2 separate regions of the Homo sapiens genome follow, and region 1 is linked to region 2. A link is a loop called in an ENCODE intact Hi-C map of the cell type or tissue named here. Cell type or tissue: HCT116. All regions are shown on one strand. Each heading gives the region's core, and the rest is flanking DNA. Links, peaks and the distances in the headings are about the cores only.

What was found. Hi-C counts contacts between places; a loop is a spot of excess contacts. Peaks named below come from ENCODE experiments on the same cell type or tissue, not always from the same donor. Only the 100,000 strongest peaks of a DNase experiment are listed, where the experiment ranks them.
Region 1: a loop joins it to region 2, with 2.1 times the contacts of the local background. A loop is called at or near these places in 10 of 110 quality-filtered maps.

The regions. Positions count from the first base shown.
Region 1 is chr6:95,345,583-95,358,127 of GRCh38, forward strand. No RefSeq gene overlaps it. Among named protein-coding and RNA genes, the nearest start is that of MANEA-DT, 230 kb to the right of the region's middle. In HCT116, for the core only: no CTCF peak of the experiment used is centred there; a DNase peak (open chromatin) is centred at 6,709.
Region 2 is chr6:95,197,949-95,210,493 of GRCh38, forward strand. No RefSeq gene overlaps it. Among named protein-coding and RNA genes, the nearest start is that of MANEA-DT, 370 kb to the right of the region's middle. In HCT116, for the core only: a CTCF peak has its summit at 5,402 (motif pointing right); a DNase peak (open chromatin) is centred at 5,373.

The DNA of each region.
Region 1 (12,545 bases), core at 1,776-9,775, 150 kb after region 2:
GTCTTGCTGTGGATCAGGCTTTGGCTTAGGGGAATTTTGAAGCTGGTCTGATCTTCTATCCAGACCATTAAAACTTTCTTCACATCAGCAATAAGGTTGTTACACTTTCTGAACACTCACTTGTTCACTGTAGTACCACTTTTAATTTCCTTTAAGAGCTCTTTCTTTGCATGCACAACTTGGTTAACTTTTTGGTAGTAGAGTCTTAGTTTTTAGCCTGTGTCAGCTTTCAACATATCTTCCCCACCAAGCTTAATTTTTGTAACTTTTCATTTAAATCGAGAGACTTGCAACTCTTCTTTTCACTTGAACACTTGGAGGCCATTGTATGGTTATTAATTGAACAAATTTTAATATTGTTGTGTATAAGGGAACAGGGAAGCCGAAGGAAGAGAGATATATAGCATTGTACACAATGTTATCTAAAGAAAAATTGTTTTTGATTATAAAAACTTCCTCTTTAGTCAAGGCTTTTAACATGGAGCAGATTTTTTGAATAAAATGGAAAGTTTCCAGCACATTGAAATGTGTATTGAAACATCTTACGTTTTTAGATAAAAATTTGTATTTATTTTCATATTATCATTAAATTTTAAATGATCATTGCATTTTTATTTAAAAAAATACTTTAAAGTTTGAGGGAGAGAAGAGAGAATGAACACTGCTTTCCTGTAATAGTATTTGGACAGCTACCATTTAATAGCTTACAGCCACTTGGCCTTTCTCTCACAGAATGGCAGATTGTTTCTGTGAGATTAGAAACCAAAACAACAACAAAAAACTATGTAATTCACATTTCATAAATTTATTTTATTATGTAATATATATTTAATATAATTAAATTAGAATTACATATATAAATATATTTAACTTCAGTATTCAAAATAAGAATTATTATATCTTTGCACAATATATTCATCTAGTAGCCTCACGCTCACTCTTTTAAACCACTACTTGGTTTAACTTTATATGTTTTTGCTGTCATGCAAACAGTTTTCTATAATCAAAAGGCAAATGTTCAACTTTGCCACGCTTATTCTTCTGGTTCAGTCCTTAAAAAAAAAAAACAACAAGAATACAAGGCATGTTTCTGCCTACTTATTGCTGGACACGTTATTAAGTGACTATCCAGATTCACTTCTGTTAGAGGCAATGTTGTTATTTTTAGGAAGCTGGAAAAGATAACTATAAACAATTGCAACTAATGAAAAATAGTAGTTGGCTGAGCATGGTGGCTCATGCCTGAAATCCCAGCACTTTGGAAGATCGACGAGGGAGAATCACTTAAGCCCAGGAGATCAATACCAGCCTGGGCATATAGTGAGACTACGTCTCTACAAAAAATTTTAAAAACTGGCCAAGTGTAGTGGTGTGTGCCTGTAGTCCTAGCTACTTGGTAAGCTGAGGTGGAAGAATTGCTTGAGCACAGAAGGCGGAGGTTGGAGTAAGGCATTTAGCCAAGATTGCAACACTGAACTTCACCCTGGGTGACTGAGATCTTGTCAAAAACCAAAAAACAAACAAACAAACAAAAGTAGTACTGGAAAAAGAGAAGGAGAGCTGTTCTATGTGGCTAGACATGCTCTTTACACATTAGCATCTTTTGCAATTCCTTACCTAGATCATTAAATAAATACATAATTTATTTAATGCATTGATGTTTATTAAAATTTTAATACATATTAAGATGGTTTCACTACAGGTATTACCGATAATAGATACTTCAACACAGGTTCAGAAAATCTGCAATGCATGTCTTCAAACTAGTAAATTTTATTCCTTACCACTCTTGTCAGCATAATCTCTTTATTGCCACCAAGAGTCTTGGATCTAGGTCAGTCAGAATGTAGCAAAGGGATGTCAGAGCTATTGTGGTCAGTGAGCAGACATTAAACAGGAAGTAAATAAGATATTTGTCATATAAATCTATACATAATATAGGCATATATTTTCCATTAATTCATATTCATTCAGATACTAACATGAATTGAGCAAGACTCTGCCTCTTGCATATAATACATGTGTTCTAAAGACAATGGGCAGATTGGAGTTGGAATATACCAGCAAATGTAATCATTCTAAATTAGTGACCTGGGGGATTGGGCATGAATCCTAAACACAGTATGAGAAATTATTACTCTGTAGTAAAGGTTTCAATAATACATTATACACATTTCACCACTCAAAACACCAAAGGAAATCTGTATACAAAGCAGCAACATAGTTAATACTGTTTCCCTATTAACTTTATGATGCATAATACTTATATAATGCTGTGAAAATGCTCACTTACAATGAAGGATAATGACTACAATAACACTTTATTCAATGCTTTAATTTGTCCCATGAATCATCCAGGCCTATATAATTGCATTGGTAATATGACACTATTGTATAAACAGGTCTTGTGCAAATGGAATGGGTCCTTCCTAACTGGGCCATGGTAAGCACTTCTATGAAAAGATTTGCTAGGTAATTTTACCTGAATGTATCTGCTCTCTCACAGAATTTATTTTTTTCTTATTTTGTAAATCTATACATAGACTGAAACTTGATTGTCCTACAACACTAAAATAAGATTGAGGAAGGTTTGCTGGGTTTTCAAGTGCTGTATTGATTCCTAGAAAATATTTATTTCTATGCATTAATAGTTTTATGCTACCTACTGTGGATATTATATCTACTTCTCCTCATACTTAAGTGACGATGAGGCATTATAATTAAATAATCAAATGTGAGCTATATTTAGTTATGTAACAAGTTAATGAAATATTTCATGTAAATGAGTGGCTAGATGGAGAAGTTTTTGAAAGATCAATGGGGATTGTGATGATTATGGAATATATATCAACAATGAAATGAGTATAATGCTGATTTTCACTACAGAGAATGGTAATGCAATTATGACCAATAATATAAAAACATGTTTAAAATTATCTAAAAGATATGTTTTATCCTTAAAATGCAATAAGGAAAGGGTAAAATATGCCCTATTTGAATCCCTGTCAAAAATTCAGAAAATTATCAGAAACAAATATACAGAAACAGGCTAAGATAAATTAAACTTCTATAGACTCTGAAAAATTATAGAGTTTTTCAAAAGGCAACAGATTTTCTTATTCTTTTTTCTTGTTTTTAAATGCCTAATCTTTGAGGCCTGCAGTTTACAAAAAATTATCTGAGCGTGATGATAAACCTAGGATCAGAACTGAAGATTACTGCAGACCTAGAATGAATAAAAAACCAAAATGTTAAATGGGGGGCTCAATTTGGGCCTATACATTTTATATGATAAGATGCAGTCAATAAAATAAAGCTACTGAAGATCTCACATTAACTTAAGAAGTACTTGTGTTATAATGTTATGTAAAAAAAATCCACAACATAAAATTAGATCTCACATGATAACTAATATAGAATAATGGAAGAAGATATACAAAGATGTTAACAAAAAATGGCTTTGGATCATCAGAGAACAGGTTTCATTTTTCAATACTAGCAAATTTATTTTATATTTTAAAATTACTGTAACAACTATAATTTTATAACTAAAATGTAGCAATGTGATGTAAAAATGTCACGGCTACTACTAGATGTATTACAATCATGGAAAGGGAAAGGAAATCAGCAACGATGTAGAAATTTGATTCAGATAAAGATTGAATTAGGTGAAGAGCTTTACTTAGAGATACTTAAGTTACAGTCTGGAATATAGTCATCCTGTTAATGTGTTCAAATACCATATTTATTTTGCTGAAAGATTCCATATTTCAGAAGAGTCATACTTTCCTGAAAATTCAAGTCTTACAGTGGTATGGAGAAAAGGAAAAAAAATAGAGCAGAAAGAGGAATCAGAATGCCAGGGGCTACTGGGGACTTGAGGTGGTGGACTTATTAGTAAATAAGGTTTGTATGTTGGTTTCAATATGAGGGCAAGATTTGAGCAAAGCTTTGAGAGAGGAGAGAGTGCTAGCCAAATTGATATATAGTCTACACTGTTTTAAATAAGCTGACATATTGCTTCTTTTTTGAAAGGTTCTGGAATCCTAGTAACTCTAATGCAAACAACCACTTGACTTCTTTGGAACATTTACACAAATGACCCCACAGCACTCATAATTAAAGTTAGTTTCTATTCTGAGTTGCTAGCTGAAATTATTATTCTATTAGGATTTTGTTCTATATTATTATGTTATTAGCACTATGGGAGTTACCAAGAGAAGCTGCTCAATGATAACAGCCCCATTAATGCCTCTAGTGAAATACTTTAAACAGTTCTTTATTGATCTTGGTTCCAAATACATCAAAATGTTGTATTACAGTTTTGTTGAACTATTCACCCTACTGGCATTCTCAGGTGGCTACATTCCCAGTTCAAAAGTTCTTATTCTTGAGCTCCAGGTAGAAACGAAGAAATAGCAAAACTGACCTAACTGAAAAATGTGGGTTGACTTTATTCAAGCTTTTTAATCATTAAAAGAAATATTTTACTTCTTTTTTCCGTATTAGGAATGTGCTAGTTGTCATTTATTTGTATTAAATTTATATAAATATACACATACACACATATATACATACAAAGTAAGAAACCCCAAGAATAAAGACTGCAATGAAAATATAATTTATTATATGAAAGCTCTAAATTCTAATTCACTACTCTAAGACCAGTCCAATTCACAAGTAAATGAATGACCTGAACTGACCCTCAGACAATTAATCAAGAGGTCTTGAATGTGTTTCATTCTAACCCTAATAAAGATCTATTTAAATCATAGTTTCTGTCATGAAATACGTGTATATATTCTACTTGTGGCTGAAGTTAAGCCAAGCTAAATTTGTAAACAATTATTCTATATTTATCATTGAGCTTTATGATATGCCAGTTGGCCTGGTTCTGATTCAAATGCATCATAACGGTAGCATACGCAGTCTTGCAGAACTGAGGCTTCCTTTTGACAGTGCCACTATTGAGGGCCATAAGGAGCATATAATAACTGAAGTCACTAACATAAACTCAACAGCATGTATGATTATTTAATTGTTTTACTTCAATCCAAATAATTTTCTAACTTCATGAAGAGTAAGACCATCAACAGCAAGTGTACAGAAGGTAGATGTCATTAAATAATTTATAATCAAGTCCACAGTGAAGAATATATACGATGCTGTTGTTTTCATGATATTCAATTAAGGCAGTCATAGTGCCAACTATTTCACTATACTGAGGCAAACAGATATTTGCTAAAGTATTTTGAATCATTTATTACTCAGTCAGTTGGGTAAAACTTTATTTATACTGAAATTAACTGAATTTTGCTTTCTACACTTGATCTTAGCCAAAAAGCCAAGAAGTGATTGAATTTTGCTTCCTTTTCTATCTCACATAAATGTAGACTCATACTCTAAACGGTTTCCCTGTCTATTGTGAATAGTTTCTATGAAAGGAGGTCCTAATATTTTATATAAACTGTATATATATATAGTAACAACAACACAGTATGCTATTTCAAACACCAAAAAGTGTCATTCTTTAGAATGATGAAGTGCTCTTCATCGTTCTAAAATGTTGATGAAATTAAATTAAAATTGTACTTTATAAGTTTACCATCAGCCTGTAAGTAAGGTCATCTCATCATTCTTACTCAAGCATGAAATAATATGAGTAAAATAAGATTTAAATAATTAAGATACATACGTTAGATTTGGCAGAAAGAGAAAACTTCAATTCTCTAGCATTTGTGCCTCCAAACTGTATCCTATATCACTATTGAAATCAGAAAGGAACATAAAAACAGCAATTTTAAAATGTCAATTTCTTTTTAATACATGAAGTTAGATCTGCCATGTGTTGAACAGATTTTTCTCATACATTATACCTTAAAAACTTTATTTTTCATCTATTATGCCTTGAAGGTTTTTCCATTGACCTATCTAAAACAGTTGAGATGAAAATGGACTTATACTTTTTAAAAGCTAATTTAATTAGCCAGTCTCCATTATTTTTGCCAATATTTATTTTGGCAAAAGTAAATAAATCTATATTATGCTGTAATAAATTATATTGGAAAAAGAAGTATATAACAAGTTAATATTTTTAAAAATCTGCTCTTTGTCATTCTAAAATGCCAATGAAATTAAATCAAAATTGTACTTTGGGAGGCAGATCTGTTGACAAGAAAAAAGAAGTGTTCATGAACGCAGAGCATGCCCCTTCTTTTAATTGATTACACTCTGGCCCATAAAAATGTGTAGTAAGTAAACTGTATGTATTTCACTGTATTACTGTAAAAGAGATTCATAGGAGGTAACTAGACTCTTTATTATTAATATTCAAAGGTCAAAGCAAAATTGGGAGATGAATTGAAAAATACACATTTCCCCAAAGTCTCTATTATAAAACAGTAAGAATAAAAACTCTCACTGACAACAGAAAGTTCAAATTTTAACCATATGCTCAGAGCTCATATATGATTTTCAGTTTCTGTGCCAAACTCTTCCATTTCTAAAAATCTTTCATTTTCTCTTCTATATGAAAATAAAGTATTTTGATATATAATTAGAGTTGAATAAGCATACATGTTTTATATTTATCCTCCAGAATAAACATGTTGGTTTTTTTTCTTCCTACTATTAAGGCAATTTCATCTTGTGAAATCACAAAGCCTAGTGCTTTACTGGCCTCTGTTGTTACAATCTCAGTATAACACTTCTACACATGCAGTGTAATACCATTTTGATATATTTGATGAAAAAATAATATGTAGTCTAAGGTTTTAAATGTGCCACAGAAGAGGAATCAAATTACTGTCAGATTATACAAAAAATTAAGCAATTCTTTTTGAAATAATATGTGGCATATAATTGCCACACATCAGACATACATTGAAGTGAGAAAAACCTCATCTTCTAAAAGTTCCCTTAGTTACTTTTTATAAATCAATTAGATAGTGCTTTCTGTCCCAGATCATATACGTTCCTAGCAATCAAGCTAAACATATCCTGGCAGAAATCCTTGATGCATCTTGCCAAACGTGATGTTAATATAGATTGAGCATTTCTAACCCAAAAATGTGAAAACTGAAATGCTCCAAAATTCGTAACTTTTTGAGCACCAATGTGAGATAGTGACACCTTTGCTTTCTGTTAGTTCAATGTATACAAACTTTATTTCATGCAAAAAATTGTTTCAAATATTGAATAAAATTAGCTTCAGGCTATGTGTATAAGGTGTATATGAAACATAAGTAAATTTTGCGTTTAAACTTGGGTCCTATCCCCAAGATATTTCATTATGTCTGTATACATATTTCAAATCTGAAAAAATTTGAAATCTGAAACACTCTGGCCCCAGGCATTTTGGATAAGGGATACTCAACCTTTATTCACTTTGTAATGCTGAAGAGGGATTGTGTGAAGTAAATAATATATACTGCATTACAAAAAACACATCCAGGCCATAATTAATTTATTTAGAGTCAAGAGATTAAGCCTGTATTTTTCCTGTGTAGAGATGGTAACCACTGAAGTATCAATTTTACCAAGTTTTCATCAAAGAAATGTAACTCAGTTTTTGCTTGATAAGATACCAAGGTACACAATATTATTAGAGATTTATTTCAATGACACGTTAAATGTTTCTTAAACTTTTAATTGCATAAATAGAGACAATAAAAATAGCAAAGAGATGCTTTCTAGGTTATTAAAGAATAGGAGAAGGGCCGGGCACAGTGGCTCATGCCTGTAAGCCCAGCACATTGAGAGGCCAAGGCAGGCAGATCACTTGAAGTCAGGAATTCGAGACCAGCCTGGCCAACACGGTGAAGCCCTGTCTCTACTAAAAATACAACAAAATTAGTCAGGTATGGTGGTGCCGCCTGTAGTCCCAGCTACCCGAGAGGCTGAGGCAAGAGAATTCCTTGAACCCAGGAGGTGGAGCTGAGATCGCATCACTGCACTTCAGGCTGGACAACAGAATGAGACTTAGTCTCAAAAAAAAAAAAAAAAAGAACAGAAGAAAATAGCAGGAATTGTTGTCTTAAAAATGTCATTGAGTGTGCCCTAATCATCTTTGTCTTAATGTAAAAGCTCAGCTGTCATCTTTGCTGACAAACTAAGGCTTTACTATAAAGCCTACAAAGACTGACTCTCCAGGTAGTCCTTTTCCTCCCAGCTATTGTCCAGATCAGTACTTTCCAAAGGAAAGATAACTGAGCCACATATTAATTTTTAAGTAAAAATAATAAGTAAAAGAAAAAGAAGAAAAGGAAGGAAGGGAGGAAGGAAAGAAGGCAGGCAGAAAAGGAGGGAGGGAGGGAGGGAAAGAAGAAAAAATAAGAAAGAAAAAAGAGAAAAAGAAAGAAAGAGAGAGAGAAACAGAAAGAAAGAGAAAGAAAGAAAAAGGAAGGAAAGGACAAAGGAAGAGAGGAAGGGAAAGGAAAGGAAGAAAGGGAACTTCTCAAAGATATAATATTTCTGAGTTGGGAGAATATGATAAAATACATATGCAAAATATTCAGAACGTGAGAAGGTGTTAAGAGCAAGGGCTAAAAATGGAAATGGAAAGAGGGATAGATAGATCCAGAGGTTGAGGGCCCATTTGCAAATTTAAAAGGGTGATCAGAGTGTATTATAGAGGTGGTGATATGTTTTAAAGACTTAAAAATGTCAAGGAAGTAAACCATATGTATAAATAGGGGGAAGAGTTTTTCAGGTATGGGGCACAGTAGATGAATAATTCTTGCTAGGTGCATATTTATGAGAGACAGGACTAGCTGGATTTCCCAGGCCAAATAAGAATTCCTAAGTCTAGCTGGGGAGGTGACTGCACCCACCTTTAAACATGGGGCTTGTAACTCAGCTCACACTCGACCAATCAGGTAGTAAAGAGGGCTCACTAAAATACGAATTAGGCTAAAAGCAGGAGGTAAAGAAAAGTCAAATCATCTATCATCTGAGAGCACAGGGGGGAGAGACAATGATTGGAATATAAACCCCAGGCATTCAAGCCGGGAGTGGCAACCCACTTTGGGGGGCAATCCTCTTTGGGTCCCCTCCTATTGTATGGGAGCTCTTTCACTCTATTAAATATTGCAACTGCACACTCTTCTGGTCTGTGTTTGTTACGGCTCGAGCTGAGCTTTCACTCGCTGTCCACCCCTGCTGTTTGCCACTGTCGCAGACCTGCCACTGACTTCCACCCCTCCGGATCCAGCAGGGTCTCTGCTGTGCTCCTGATCCAGCAAGACACCCATTGCCACACTGGATCGGGCTAGAGGCTCGCCATTGTTCCTGCATGGCCAAGTGCCTGGGTTCGTCCAAATAGAGCTGAACACTAGTTGCTGGGTTCCACAGTTCTCTTCCGTGACCCACAGCTTCTAATAGAGCTATAACACTCACTGCATGGCCCAAGGTTCCATTCCTTGGAATCTGTGAGGTCAAGAACCCCAGGTCAGAGAACAAAAGTCTTGCCGCCATCTTGGGAGCTGCCCGCCACCATCTTGGGAGCCACCAGCCACCATCTTGGGAGCGGCTCACAACCATCTTGGGAGCCGTAAGAACAAAGACTTGTCGGTAACATCTAGTGTCAGAAAGAGTCAGGAGACCTATGAGACTTAGGCAGAGTGTGGCACTAGAAGAAAAATAGAAGATGTGGGCTGAGGGGAGATGGGTGACCAAATCATGGAGGACCTTATAGACTATTACGAAGACTTTACCTCTTAATGTAAGAATTAGAAAGCCTACGAAGGATCATTGCTAGCTGCTAATACTGAGAATAAACTATACACAGCCATAAGAAAGAGTGAAAATTAGAAAATGTGTCCAGTAACTGGGTAAGAGATAATAATGTCTTATTCCAGGGCAAAGGTGTTTATACTATAGTCATGTTCTGGGTATAGCTTGAAGATTGGGTCAACAGAATTTGCAGACAGATTTTTTTTTTTTTTGAAACAGAGTCTAGCTCTGTTGCCCAGCCTGGAGCGCAGTGGCACGATCTCGGCTCACTGCAAGCTCTGCCTCCCGGGTTCACGCCATTTTCCTGCCTCAGCCTCCTGAGTAGCTGGGACTGCAGGTGCCTGCCACCACGATCGGCTAATTTTTTTGTATTTTTTTTAATAGAGATGGGGTTTCACTGTGTTAGCCAGGATGGTCTTGATCTCCTGACCTCGTGATATGCCCGCCTCTGCCTCCCAAAGTGCTGGGATTACAGGCTTTTTTTTTTGTTTTAAGAAAGAGTCTCGCTCTGTCACCCCGGCTGGAATGCAGTGATGCAATCTCAGCTCACTGCAACCTCCGCCTCCCACGTTCAAGCAATTCTCTGCATCAGCCTCCTGAGTAGCTGGAATTACAGGTGCCTGCCACCACGCCCAGCTAATTTTTTTTTTGTATTTTTGGTAGAGACGGGGTTTCACCATCTTGGCCAGGATGGTCTTGAACTCCTGACCTCGTGATCCACCTGCCTTGGCCTCCCAAAGTGCTGGGATTACAGGCGTGAGCCACTGTACCCGGCCCAGACAGATTTAATATAGGGGACAAGAGAAAGAGAAGAGTTAAGGGTAACTTTAATATTTATGAGTAATTGGAAGAATGAAGTTGCCACAGATTAGAAGAGAAAGATTGTGAGAAGAGCAGATTTAGAAGTGAAAAGAGTTCTGTTTTGGACTTGTTAAGTTTAAGATATCTATTTAAATGTTTTGACAACTAGAGGCCTGTGAGGGAAAGAAAATAAAAAGCAATTTGCTTTCCTGTAAGCCAGGTGGAAAGAGGTGGATGTGCTTCAAGAAGGAAGAAGTAAACAACTGAATTAAATGTTACTAATAGGTCAAATAAATTGAAGACTGAGATTTGACTATTTCATTTAATACTAGAATAAAAAGAAACTTCTTTTTAGAATTTGAGAAATAAAAGTAGATATTAAAAAATCCATAGAATGGAAGAGAAAATATGATTTCTAAAAAAGAGGAGAAAAATTACTGGAATTATTGGATTATGCAAGTAAAATCAGATAGATTCTAGCACAAAAGAAGTGAGGATTTTTAGCTGGGCATGGTGGCGGGCTACTGTAATCCCAGCTACTGGGGAGGCTGAGGCAGGGAGAATTGCTTGAACTTGCAGAGGTTGCAGTGAGCCAAGGTCACACCACTGCACTCAAGCCTGGGTGACAGAGCAAGACTCTCTCAAAAATAAGTGAAAAAGAAAGAAAGGAGAGAGAGAGAGAAAGAGAGAAAGAGAAAGGAAAGGAAAGAGAGAGAGAGGACGGGGAGGGAGGGAGGATTTTGCCTAGAAACACTGAGAATTCATTCGGAATAATAAGAGGAAAACCAGGAGTATTTGTACAGTTACAGGTAGATTGTAGACTTGTAGACATGATATGGAAGCATGTGAAAGTTCTCCTCCAATTTATCAAGCAAGTGTAGAAGTGGATGTTAAAGGTTGAAGAAGAGGAGATAGTATGAATTAGTCATATGGAAGAGTGGATTGTGAAGTGTAGCATGATCACTGGGTTATACAAAGAATGTCTTTGAGATTAGCGAAAAAAAAAAGCAGCCCAGGATCAGTGCTCCTTTGACAAATCTCTTTCTAGGATCATGGCCTCTCTACACGTGTGATCTAAGAGTTCACATAAAATGCCCTCTACGTCTAGTTGAACATTGTCTGACACTGGTAATGTTTGGCTTTATCTAACCTCAGTTGAATTCTTGCCCACTGAAAATAGGTTGTGATTGAAAATTCTTCAGTGATTTTTAAATGTATTCCATTCTTAATGGCTGATCTCTTCTCTCATTTAAACACAGTTAGAATTCACACTCATTAAATGATGACTTTTTAATTAGAGAAGATAGTCTGGAAAAGTCTGTGCTTCCGAAGCTTTAGTAATTTGCAAAGCACCTTCAGGAGTTTCTTCTTATCTAGTTGCGTTGAATGGACCTATGTTAATTTGTCTGTGAAGCAAGTGTTATGTACTTTGAGTAAATATTGGTAGCCTTTGGCAGTTTGAGGTAGGTAGGAGCTATTCAACTTGTCTCCCATTATCTCTATGCCAGCTGGTATGTCACAATAACTGCAAGTCTTATTCCAATTTCTGATAAAGATACAAACATTGAGAAGAAACAAAACAGCCAAGCAATCTGTTCATACAGGCTTAGTGGAGATCTCACTCTATCCTGAGACATTCCAGGGAGCACCTTGTGAAAAGTTTCACGCTGAGGTAGAGTTAACACTCTTCTGATGGCGGGATCAGCCACACCACATGTCTAGTCAGATTGGTTGGCAGAGTATTCTAGTTAATCAGAAGCCCAGGACTAAACAGATTTCTAAACCTAAAGTGGAACTCCCTATGTGTGAGAATGTCAGACTTGCCATTTTCTTACTTGTTATGCATGCAAGGGTGGGAAACTGTAAAATCATGTGTTTTAAAAGCATGTGTTTTAATATTACTCATCAATTAAAAAAATACTGCATGCACCCCTAATGACAATTATTAAATGTCCCCATATAGACTTTAATGACAATATTGAAGTGCTTAAACATTCTGAACTAAAGATTCC
Region 2 (12,545 bases), core at 1,748-9,747:
CTGGCTCTGAGCCTTCTCCTTTTGTGGACCCCACTCAAATTTGCAGCCATTTGGGTCACTTGATAAATGGGCTGGAGTAACATACCCAAATGAGAAATGTGTTGCCTCCCAAACCCAAATAGGCTCACCAGGCCTTGTGTCTCTTTCTCGGTTGTAGGAGCGGCCAAATGCAGCAACTTATCCTTTACCTTAGAAGTAATATCTCAACAGGCCCCACACCACTGGACCCCTAGGAATTTTACTGAGGTAGAAGTTTCCCGAAGTTTAGTTGGATTTATTTCCCATCCTCTGGCACACAAGTGTCTCACCAATAAGTCCAGTGTGTTTCTACTTCTCGCTCACTGGAGCCAATCAGCATAATGTCATCAACGTAATCCACCAGTATGATATCTTGTGGAAGGGATATGTGGGGTGCGAGCCCCAACACAGAGTCCCCACTGGGGCACTGCCTAGTAGAGCTGTGAGATGAGGGCCACTGTCCTTTAGGCCCCAGAATGGTAGATCCTCCAACAGCTTGCACCATGCCCCTGGAAAAACTGAGGACATTCAATGCCAGCCCGTGAAACCAGCCAGCAGGGGCTGTATCCTTCAAAGCCACGGTGGAGGACTGCCCAAGACTGTGGGAGCCTGCCTCTTGCAACAGCATGACCTGGATGTGAGACAGAGAGTCATATGAGATCATTTTGGAGGTTTAAGATTTAACTGCCCCACTGGATTTCAGACTTGCATGAGGTCTGTAGCTTCTTCGTTTTGCCCAATTTCTCCCGTTTGGAATGGGTGTATTTACTCAATGCCTGTACCCCCATTGTATCTAGGAAGTAACTAACTTGCTTTTGATTTTATAGGCTCATAGGTGGAAGGGACTTGCCTTGTCTCAGATGAGACTTTGGACTGTGGGCTCTTGAGTTAATGCTAAAATGAGTTAAGAATCTGGGGGACTGTTGAGAAGGCATGTTTGGCTTTGAAATGAGAGGACGTGATATTTGGGAGGGACCAGAGTTGGAATGATATGATTTGGCTCTGTCCTCACCCAAATCTCATCTTGAATTGTAGCTCCCATAATTCCCATGTGTCATGAGAGAGACCTGGTAGGAGGTAATTGAACCATGGGGGTGGGTCTTTTCCATGCTGTTCTCATGGTAGTGAATAAGTCTCAAGAGATCTGATGGTTTTATAAAGGAAAATTCCCCTACACAAGCTCTCTTGCCTGCTGCCATGTAAGACGTGACTTTGCTTCACATTTGCCTTCAGCCGTGATTGTGAAGCCTCCCCAACCATGTGGAACTGTGAGTCAATTAAACCTCTTTCCTTTATAAATCACCCAGTCTCAGGTATATCTTTATTAGCAGCATGAGAACAGATTAATACCATTTTGATTATATTTGGGAAGACGGCTTAGATAATATTTTTGAAGTTTAATTAATAATAGCAAAAGTCATTATATGAAATTAAAATTTAAATTGTGACCTGTTTCTCTTTTTTATTTGGACACACAGAGTTTACTGGTGCCTCATTAATTTCATTTATTTGTTTACACATGGTTTTAACAAATATTTATTAAATGTGTCCTATATGCTACACACTGTGGTAAACAGAAGAGATGAAGAGTTAAGGAAAAGTCTGTCTTCAGAGAGCTTCCATTATAGTGGGAGAAATGGGCAACTAGAGAAGTGCTGTGAAGCATGACAAAATCTATTGTAATGATAGGCACAGGATACTATGGTGACAGAGGTAAATGGCATGTGGTCAGATTAGAAAGTAGGAAAAGTTTATAATAAGATATAAGAGAATAAGGAAAAAGGAGAAAAGAAAGTTAAGACACTAAAAAAGAAATAAAATACTTAAAATTTTGCTTGTTTAGAACCAAGGATTCCTTTGGTGAATATAGGAGAACAGGTAATAGGCAGGATCCCACTTATCCTTGTGTGCCAAGCTAAACTCTATTTCTTTCTTGATATCCTATTGAAGAATAACACAATGATCAAGTTATAATTACATTAATTAAACCTACTTTTAAACATACTTTTTTCTCATTATAGAGCTATGTATATGACTTATAATAATTCTTCATTTTCTTTCAAAAACATTTAATTATGAACAATTAACAGTAATTTACATATTATAAATATAGTACTAAATAATTTTTGCCCTCGTATTTCACTACAGCTGTAACTTTTTAACACAAATATGTTTGGTAAACAATAGTTATTCCAGATGTGTGGAAATCAGCTGATAACTATTGTAGTGTCCGCATTACCAAAAATATGTAATTAAAAATTAATATAATTAATTTATATTTCAAATATTATAAGATATGTTGAATAGTCACAACTCAATTATGTACAATATTGGGTATTAATTTCATTTGCTTTTATTTTTAATGCCTGCTATCAACATTGTTTATTGAATCTCAAAAGCACTGAGCAGTGATGAAACAATCTTACCCATAATAACATGCCAATTGAAGCCAAATATCATTCAAATATTTCTAGATTAAAACTCAGTCTTAAAGGCCGAAGTTTTCACTGCCTGTTCTTGTCAGTTCCGATTTGTTGCCATGGAGATCACTGCCTTTCTTTTGTTGTGGGGTATGTCTCTGGGTGTATGTCTATCTCTTTTGTATAACTCCTTTGCCAGATATTGGATTCACCCAATATTAGTTTTAGCATTTCAGAGGGAAGTGTTCTTCTTTGTTTTTATCCAAAGGAGCAAGTTTCCTTTTTTTTCAAACTGCTGTAGAAATGCTTTACCTGGTCTCTTATTGGCCTAAATAATTCCAAGCATATCAAAATGTTAACCAATCAGTGATAAAGACAATGGAACTACTACCATGATTGATTTAGTATACTTATCTAAGGTTGAATCATTAGTGGTATCAATCACAATATTACCATACACAAATACAGGCATACCTTGGAGATATTGAATGTTCAGTTTCAGACCACCACAATCAAGGGGATTGTATTAGTCCATTCTCAAGCTGCTATGAATTAATACCCAAGACTTGGTAATTTATAAAGAAAAGAGGTTTAATTGACTCACAGTCCACATGCCTGGGGAAGCCTCAGGAAACTTACAATCATGGCAGAAGGCCCCTCTTCACAGGGCAGCAAGAGAGAGATTGAGTGTTGAGTGAAGGGGGAAGCTCCGTATAAAATCATAAGATCTCCTGAGAACTCACTCACTATCAGGAGAACAGCATGAGGAAAACAACCCCCATGATTCAATTGTCTCCACCTGGTTCCACCCTTGCCATGTGGGGATTATTGCAATTCAAGGTGAGATTTAGGTGGGGACACAGAGCCCAGCCCTATCAGGAATATTGTAATAAAGCCAGTCACACACATGTTTGTTTGTGGTTTTTTTTTTCTTTTGGTTTCTGAGTGCATATAAATGTTATGTTTACCCTATACTGAGAGTTTATTAAGTGTGAAATAGCATTATGTCCAAAAAAAAGGGAGCATAACTTAATTAAAAATACCTTATTGTTAAAAAATGCTAATAATCATTTGAGCTTTCAGAGAGTCATAATCTTTTCTGATGGAGGTTTTTGTCTCGATGATGATGACTGCTGGTCAGAATGGTGGTTGCTAAAAGTAGGGTGGCTGTGGCAAGGTCTAAAATAAAAGAACAGTAAGGTTTGCTATACCTATTGATTGTTCCTTTTGCAAAGATTTCTCTATAGCATTAGGTGCTGTTGGATAGCATGTTAGCCATAGTAGAACTTTTCTCAGAATTGCAGTAAATTCTGTAAAACCCTGCCACTGCTTTATCAACTAAGTTTATGTAATGTTCTAAATCCTTCATCGTCATTTCAAAAGTGTTCACGATAGCTTCATAGGAGTAGATTTCATTTGAAGAAACCACTTTCTCTTCTAACCATGAAAGCAACTCCTCATTGATTAAAGTATTTTCTGAGATTGCCACAATTCAATCACATATGCAGGATCCACTTCCAATCCTAGTTATCTTGCTATTTCCACTGCATCTCCAGTCACATCCACCACTGAAATCTTGAAACCCTCAAAGTCATTCATCAGGATTGGAATTAATTTCTTCCAAACTCCTGTTAATGTTAATATTTTGATATTTTCTGAAGAATCATGAGTATTCTTAATGGCATCTAGAATGGTGAGTCATTTCCAAAGGTTTCCAATTTACTTAAATCTATCAGAGGAATAAGTATCTATGGAAGCTATAGCCTTATGAAATGTATCTCTTAAATAAAAAAAAAACTTGAACGTCAAAATTGCTTTTTGATTCACAGACTACAGAATGGATATTGTGTTAGCAAACACCAAAGCAACATTAATCTCCTCGTACATCTACATCAGAGTTCTTGAATGACAAAATGTATTGTCAATGATTAGCAACATTGTGAAAGAAATGTATATTTTCTGGGAAGTAAGTCTCAATTGTGGGCTTAAAACACAGTAAACTATACTGTAAATGGATGTGTTGCTGTCCAGGCTTTGACGCTCCATTAATATAGCACAAGAAGAGTAGATTTAGCATAATTTTTAAGGGCCCTAGGATTTTCAGAATAGTAAAAGAGTATTGGGTTCAATTTAAAGTCATCAGCTGTATTAGCCCCAACAAGAGTTAGCCTGTCTTTTGAAGCTTTGCAGTCAGACATTGACTTCTCTCTAGGCTTGAAAGTCCTAGATGGCATCTCCTTCCAATGGAAGACTGTCTTGTGCACATTACAAATCTGTTGTTAGCACAGCCACGTATGTCAATTTTCTTAGCTAGGTCTTCATGGTAACCAGCTGAAGTTTCTACAACAGACTTACTGCTTCACCTTGCACTTTTATGTTATGGACAGAGCTTCTTTCCTTCAACCTCATGAACAGATCTCTGCAATAACAGCTTCAAACTTTCCTTCAGTAGCTTATTCACCTCTCGTAGCCTTCGTAGAACTAAAGAGAGTTAGGGCCTTCCTCTGGATTAGGTTTTGGCTTGTGGAAATATTTGATTTTCTATCCAGACCACTAAAACATTCTCTGTATCAGCAATAAAACTGTTGCACTTTCTTATTATTCTCATGTTCACTGGAGTAGCACTTTTAATTTCCTTCAAGGACTCTTTCATTGCATCTATAACTTGGCTAACTGTTTGTCACAAGAAAATGAGCTTTAGGCCTATCTAGATTTTCAACATACCTTTCTCACTAAGCTTAATCATTTCTAACTTTTGATTTAAATTGAGAAATATGCAACTCTGCCTTTTACTTGAACACAAAAAGGCCATTGGAACTTTATTAATTGGCCCAATTTAAATATAGTTGTGTCTCACGGAATAAGGAGGCTTAGAGAAGACAGGGAGGGAGAGGGTTAGGGAGGATAAGGGGAGGAGGGAGATAGAAAGAGAGAATAGAGAGAATGGTACAGGGAGTGGCCAGTAGGTGGAGCAGTGAGAACACATAGAATGTTTATCAATTAAGTTCACCATCTTATATTGGCCCAGTTCATGGCGCTATAAAATAATTAGAATAGTAACACCAGATATCATTGTTCACAGATAACCATCACAAATATAACTATAATGAAAAAGTTTTTACTATTTTGAGAATTCTTATAATGTGACACAGGGACAGGAAGTGAGCACATGCTGGTGGAAAATAGCACTGATAGACTTGCTCCATGGGGGTTGCCACAAACCTTCAATTTATGAAAAATGAAATATCTGTGAAGCACAATAAAGCAAAGACTAATGAAATGAGGTATTCCTGTAACATTGTATTTAAATGAAACTCATGTATTCAGAATTAGAGTAATCATAATTCTTGGTTTATTGCACATTTTCATCATTAGTCTCTGAATTGACTAGTTATAATGTACATATGGATAGATAGATACATCAGAGGGAGAAAGAGAGAGAGACTATTTTGTCTGAAAACACAATGTATAAATGCTCTATAAATTTATTCAACTGAAAAGTTTTGGGCTCCATCTTTGAGATCTAAGACAAGATGCTTATATACTAAAAATAGAAGCTAACCAAAGTGTTCTTGAGAAAACAGAGTGAAGTATTTCACTGTAAAACATAAACCATCGTTTCACTATCCAGTTTAAATCATGGCTCATTATTTGTGGTATTTTTCTTTCACTATTCCAAGACATATATAGCAAAAACTTGATTTCCTTTTGCTGTGCTAGCTTTTAGAGCACATTGACAGAAATGGTGAAAAAATGTAATCAATGCTTTGGGACACATGTGAAAATCCAATGCCCATCTCAGTTCTTGGCTAAAATAGTTCTGCCAAGTCTATTTTCTATTGTTGTGTGCTATTTCTCTCTACATTTATCTTTTGCACTTGTCTTACACCCTTCCTGTCTCTCTCCTCCTTCAATCCTCAGCAACTCTCTAAATACTCAAAGCACCATTTATACAGAGTACTCGACTCACAGTGAAACGTGAAAGTGCCCTATTCTTGCATCATTTCTATACTTCATTCCTGTCAGCCTTGCAGAGGGCTGGGCATGTGTGTGAGTGTGTATGTGTGTGTGTTGGTTGCAGAGAGGGCTACATTTCAAATATTGATTAAAGCACAGTTGAAAGGGCACCTTCAAACACATAGATGTGATTGACTAAAATAATTCAAACTTGCAGAAATCTATTTGTTAATATGCCTAAAATATCTTCATTCTTTTATCAACTGTATTAATATTTTAGGAACACCTGTCACAGCCAAGAAATGTCCTAAAGGTGATAGTGCAGCTCTGGATACAAGTGACAAGGTCCATGCCTTCAGCATGGGTATTATGTGGAGGGTGGAAAAAGAAAAAGAACAACAAACGTCTAATAGCCTGGGTGTATATGAGGGATATATAGCAAAATAAAATAAAATAAAGTGGCTGTATTCCCACACTCTGGGAGCCCGAGATGGGAGGATCACCTGAGGTCAGGAGTTCAAGACCAGCCTGGCCAACATGGCGAAAGCCCATCTCTACTAAGAATGCAAAAATTAGCCGGGCGTGGTGTCTCATGCCTGTAATCCCAGCTGCTTGGGTGGCTGAGGGAGGAGAATCGCTTGAACCTGGGAGGTGGAGGCTGCATTGAGCCAAGATCACCCCACTGCACTGCAGCCTGGGTGACACAGCAAGACTCCGTCTCAATAAATAAATAAATAAATAAGATAAAAAGAAAGGGAGTGTTAGGATAGAGGGTGTCATATTAAAAATGGTGATCATGGATCACCACCGTGTTGTCTCAGGTAAGTAAGAGAAATCATAAAAGCAGAGACTTGAAAGAAGGGAGGGAATAGGCCATGTTGCTATCTGGTGGACTGGGAGACAAACAATCCAGATAGAGGGAAGAGTGCTTGGAAAGTGCCTAGGGAAGGAGCATGCTAGGCACGTTAGCAGTAAATCAAGGAGGCCAATGAACATGGCACTGAGTAGGCTGAAAGAGAGAAAGAGCAGAGACAGAATGCCTCATATCATGTAGAACTTTATAAGACATGGCAAGGATTTTGGCTTTCATTCCCTCAGATGAATAGAAATAAGTATATTTTGAATAGGGATATATGACATAACTCGGATTTTAACATGCTTTTGCTTATAAAATCAAATGGCCTTTTTTTTTCCTTTTTTGGACATTTTAAGTTTTAAATACTTATTACATTGTCAGTTGGAGGCATCATTTATTTGGACCCATCACTTCAGATTTGAGGAGAGAGGCCAGAATTGGAGCTTCTCAGTTGGGTGTTTCGTGTATAAATTCTTTTTAAACTCATAAAAGAGAACGAAATTACCTAGGGTGTTAATATAGATAGATCCTGAAAACAGTTCATGCTTTTTGAGCCAGAAATTTTACTTCTAATGAGTTATCCTAAGGTTATAATCATACATGCAAAAAATGACTTCTGTGTAAAGGTATTACCATGCTATCTTTATTTTACTATATTCAAAGCCTCTTTTCCAAATGTTACTTAATCACATATATGTGTATGTATGTGTACTTGTATGTAATTAAGTACTAAAATATATTCTATTTTGTATTACTGTATGTGTGTGTGTATATACAGAGTGTATACACAGAGAGAGAGAAATGTATTAGAATTGCAAGACTATTCTTACATTTCTAAGGAAAAATTGGCAAAGTAATGCACAGAATCATTGGCTTTTAAAATCATATATTTAAAATAGCTTGTTTCATTTTTAGGTTGGATAATTGCATACTGCTCTCAATTTGAAATTAATATTTAGGACATTAATCTTAAATACATGCTTAAAGTTGTTCCCAGAAAAACTTTAGCTACTAGTGTCATACATATATATGCATATATATATACACATATATACACACATATATATGTATATACGTATACACACATATACACACACATATATGTATATACATATACATGTATATACACACATATATGTATATACATATACATGTATATACACACGTATATGTATATACATATACATGTATATACACACACGTATATGTATATACATATACATGTATATACACACACGTATATGTATATACATATACATGTATATACACACATACACACATATATATGTATATACATGTATATACGCACATACACACATATATGTATATACATGTATATACGCACACACACATATATGTATATACATGTATATACGCACATACACACATATATGTATATACGTGTGTATACGCACATACACACGTATATGTATACACACACATATATGTATATACATATATACACATATATGTATATACACACATATATGTATATACACATATACACACATATATGTATATACACACATATATATGTATATACACATATATGTATATACACACATATATATGTATATACACATATATGTATATACACACATATATGTATATACACATATATGTATATATACACACATATTTATATACATATGGTTTTTGCTGAAACATTAATATGTGACTCTATGGAAGACCTCAGATATTTCCATGGTATAAACACTGAATTTTAGACAATGGTAAGTTATTTTGAAATGTTTTGATGTCTATTTGGCAATCATCAGGGAAGAGTAGGGTCTTATGAGAAGTCTATTGATAAAGTGTAATCTGAATCTAAATGCAAAATACATGATTTATCTGATCTGTTCCTTGTGAAACGTAAAGAAATGTAGGCATAAGTATCATCATAGAGGGGAACAGTCAGCTTGGAAAATAGTACTGGATATTTGGTAACAATGTTATACATACTAATCTATGTTTGATTTTCTCTATTCCTAGTTCATGGGCTATATTATGATCTCAGATATAAGTTAAACATATTTTTTTCTATAATGAAACTAAGAGAAATAGTGACTTGGGGTGATTTCTACAAACAAATTATCTACCATACATGTAACCTTAATCCGCCAATAATTTATAGCTTGTGTAAGCAAGCATATTTTTGCAATACTGTGCTTCTCTTTGAAAGCTCAGGGTGCTTCTGCCTCCTAAGTGTAATTTAATTTATCTTATGAAGTGTATAATAAATTATTTTTATTGATACATTATTGAGGCCCACACGGCTTAAATGACCATTTTATTATACAGGCTTATACATTTTATTTTACCTTTTCTTTTCCTCTTACATAAAATTGGAAGTAATGAAGACATCAATTTTTATCTTTAATATAATCTATTAACACTACAGAATCTAGAGTATTAGTGGCTCAAGATCAGGAGCTATTTGGAGACTTAAATTCCATATTTTATGGCTTAGCAAAGTGAGACATTTAAAAAGTTTACAGTTCATTTCTCATTATCTAAAAATAAATGTGGGGGAAAAATCTTACTCTACCCATGTACGAATGCTTTCTATAATCTGACAGTTTGGAAAAACTGCTTTATAAAATGAGTTTTTACAATATGCTACTTTCTTTGATAACTTTATGTCATTTTCCAAATGTGTTTAGACTTGCACTCATATTCTAAAGAAACTGTCACACTAAGATATCCCTTATATAAATCTAAATAACAAAAAAGATTCATATGGGCAATTTTATAAAACTTTCTTGTTAAACTTGCAGTATTTCTTCACATAATTTCTCAAATCATCTCAGAACTATTGTCGATTAAGTTATTCTGCAATTAAAAAGAAAATATTTTTGAAGTATTTATACTAATGAAACAATTGATAATCTATAATAATTATCTACATAGTGGAGATCTGCAAGCATGCTTAATCCTTCACTCCACAGTGAATCTTTAAAAAAAAAAAACGAAATTCTTCTGCCAATAGTCAGAAAGAAGTTACAAAATTGACTAATTTAATTTGTAACTACTTGTCATTTGAAGTGCTAAGATGTATCAATGTGTTCTAAAGACCAACAGATTAAAATAACTGGAGTAGCAAAATTCCAGATTACATCAACTTCTGCCTTTGTAACAATCAGGCAGTAAGGGCAGAAAAAAAAAGAGCAAGGTAAATGGACAACAGAATGAATCATTTTCACAGACCTTTGTCTCCTCCAACTCAATTCCCTTAATACTCGCATTTGAACTTAAAATTAGCAAGTAGAGTATAGAAGAAACTCCCCAGAGAAACGTTGGTATAAAAACATCAAATTGTATACTTTAATTACACTATAATTTTTCTTTGAGGGGGATTACTGTCATCTTTGCCAAAGATAAAAGCACGTTTATGCCAAAGTTAACATGACAATCCTGAAATTTGAACTTATCTATTTAGCAGAAAGCTTGCAGGAAGTGATAGACTCAAACATCTTGCTGCTTAACGTTGATATGTCTATAATATTTGGGCAAAATTCTCATTATTTCTTTTATGAATTTGAAAAAGCACTTATTTATTTTTATGTTTTGGAAGTTGAAATGTGTTCCTGAAAGTGAGAAATCCCTTTTACTTCACCATATGTCATCTTGTCTTTTTGACACTCTAAGCCTGGAAATATCTCAAGTGTGCAGACTTCTGATTTCCAAATTATCTGCTGCCAAGAAGGGAAGTGGATATCTGAAACTCAGCCACAGACCTTGGCAAATTTCAAATTCAGAATAAAACTTTCACTTTAAAATTGTGTTCAAAAGTTGAACGGGATTTTTTTATGTCTAATTTGTGTTCTATTCCTATTACCGAATAGTTGGGGGAAATTATTGTAGCCTAGTTTAAAAGGCTTTTTTTTTTTTTTATCACTAGAGATAAGTTTTGAAGGATTACGATGGGAATTAAAGTTTCTATTCTTTTGCATTTAAATTTAACAATGTAAAGAGTGACAAATTCCTACCAGCAGCAATATTGCTGAAGTAAGCATATCTTTTGGGACTTTTCAACAGTGGATGCTACTAGATTTTTGGAGGTATCTGAACATATGTCTATTCCACAAATTTTGGCTTGTCTAGCAGTATGAATAAATTTTCTGTGATACAGTATGGTGCACCTCTAAACTGAAAAGGAAATGGTGATTTTGCCATGTCGCTTTTTACATTTTTGTTGTTACTGAAAACGTGCTCTAACTAGAACCCAAAGAAATTGTTATTTCAAATATTCCTCCATTAATAAGAATAATTTTTGATCAATTTTCAATAATTTTTTACCAAAGATTCAGGGAGTTTGTATTTGAATGGAAGCAATAAGATATATTCCAGATTTTAAAAAATCAGGTTTAGATAGTTTCATTCATTCAGGAGATCATTTAAGTATCATTTATTACTTATTTCTAACTTTAAAAAGCAGGTTTAGATAGTTTCATTCAGGAGACAATTTCAGTATCATTTATTATTATTTATTTTTAATGTTTGTGAGTACCCAGTAGGTATATATATTTATGGGCTACATGAGATATTTTGATACGGGCATACAATGTGTAATAATCACTATTATGTAATTTTAACTTAAAGTTAAAACAACAAAAATGAACCTTCCAGTTCTAGAAATGACAGGTGATACTAAGTGAAATTCCTCTTGCTACAAAAACATAAAACATATCAAATTTGCTAGGAAAAAATCTTCATGTTAAAAAAACACTGACAATTAAGTAATAGCTGCTTGGGGTTTTAAAGGATGCTTGTCTCAGCAATTGGGAGATTGACTAGATGTAATTCCTACAGAGAGACAAGGGGTAAAACTCTTGGACAAAGTGATGTGGGAGCTGGAGTTGAGATCTTATACATAAAGCTACACTCTGAAACGATTATAATCTCACTAGAAAAGTGGACAAAGCAAAGTTTGTCTTAAACACCAAGCAATAAGTATTCATGTATGTTTCTGCCTAATCATCGGGAGGCAAATGGAGGGAAAAGGAGAAATTTCCTTGAGAATTAACTTTATTTCACAAAAATGAGAGTCTATAATTTATAATACCTAAATTTAGGAAAATGTCTTAAGAAAATAATTACCAAAATAAAATAAAATAAAACCTTAGGACCAGGAATATCATTGGAACTTTTGGCAAAAACAAACTTGCAACCATTCTGGGAGCATATTCAAACAAAATATTATGGGTGAAATTTACTTAATTATATTAACAATAATAAATGTAATAAATGCAAATGGAAAAATACTTGCAAATAAAAGACAATATTTGCAGATA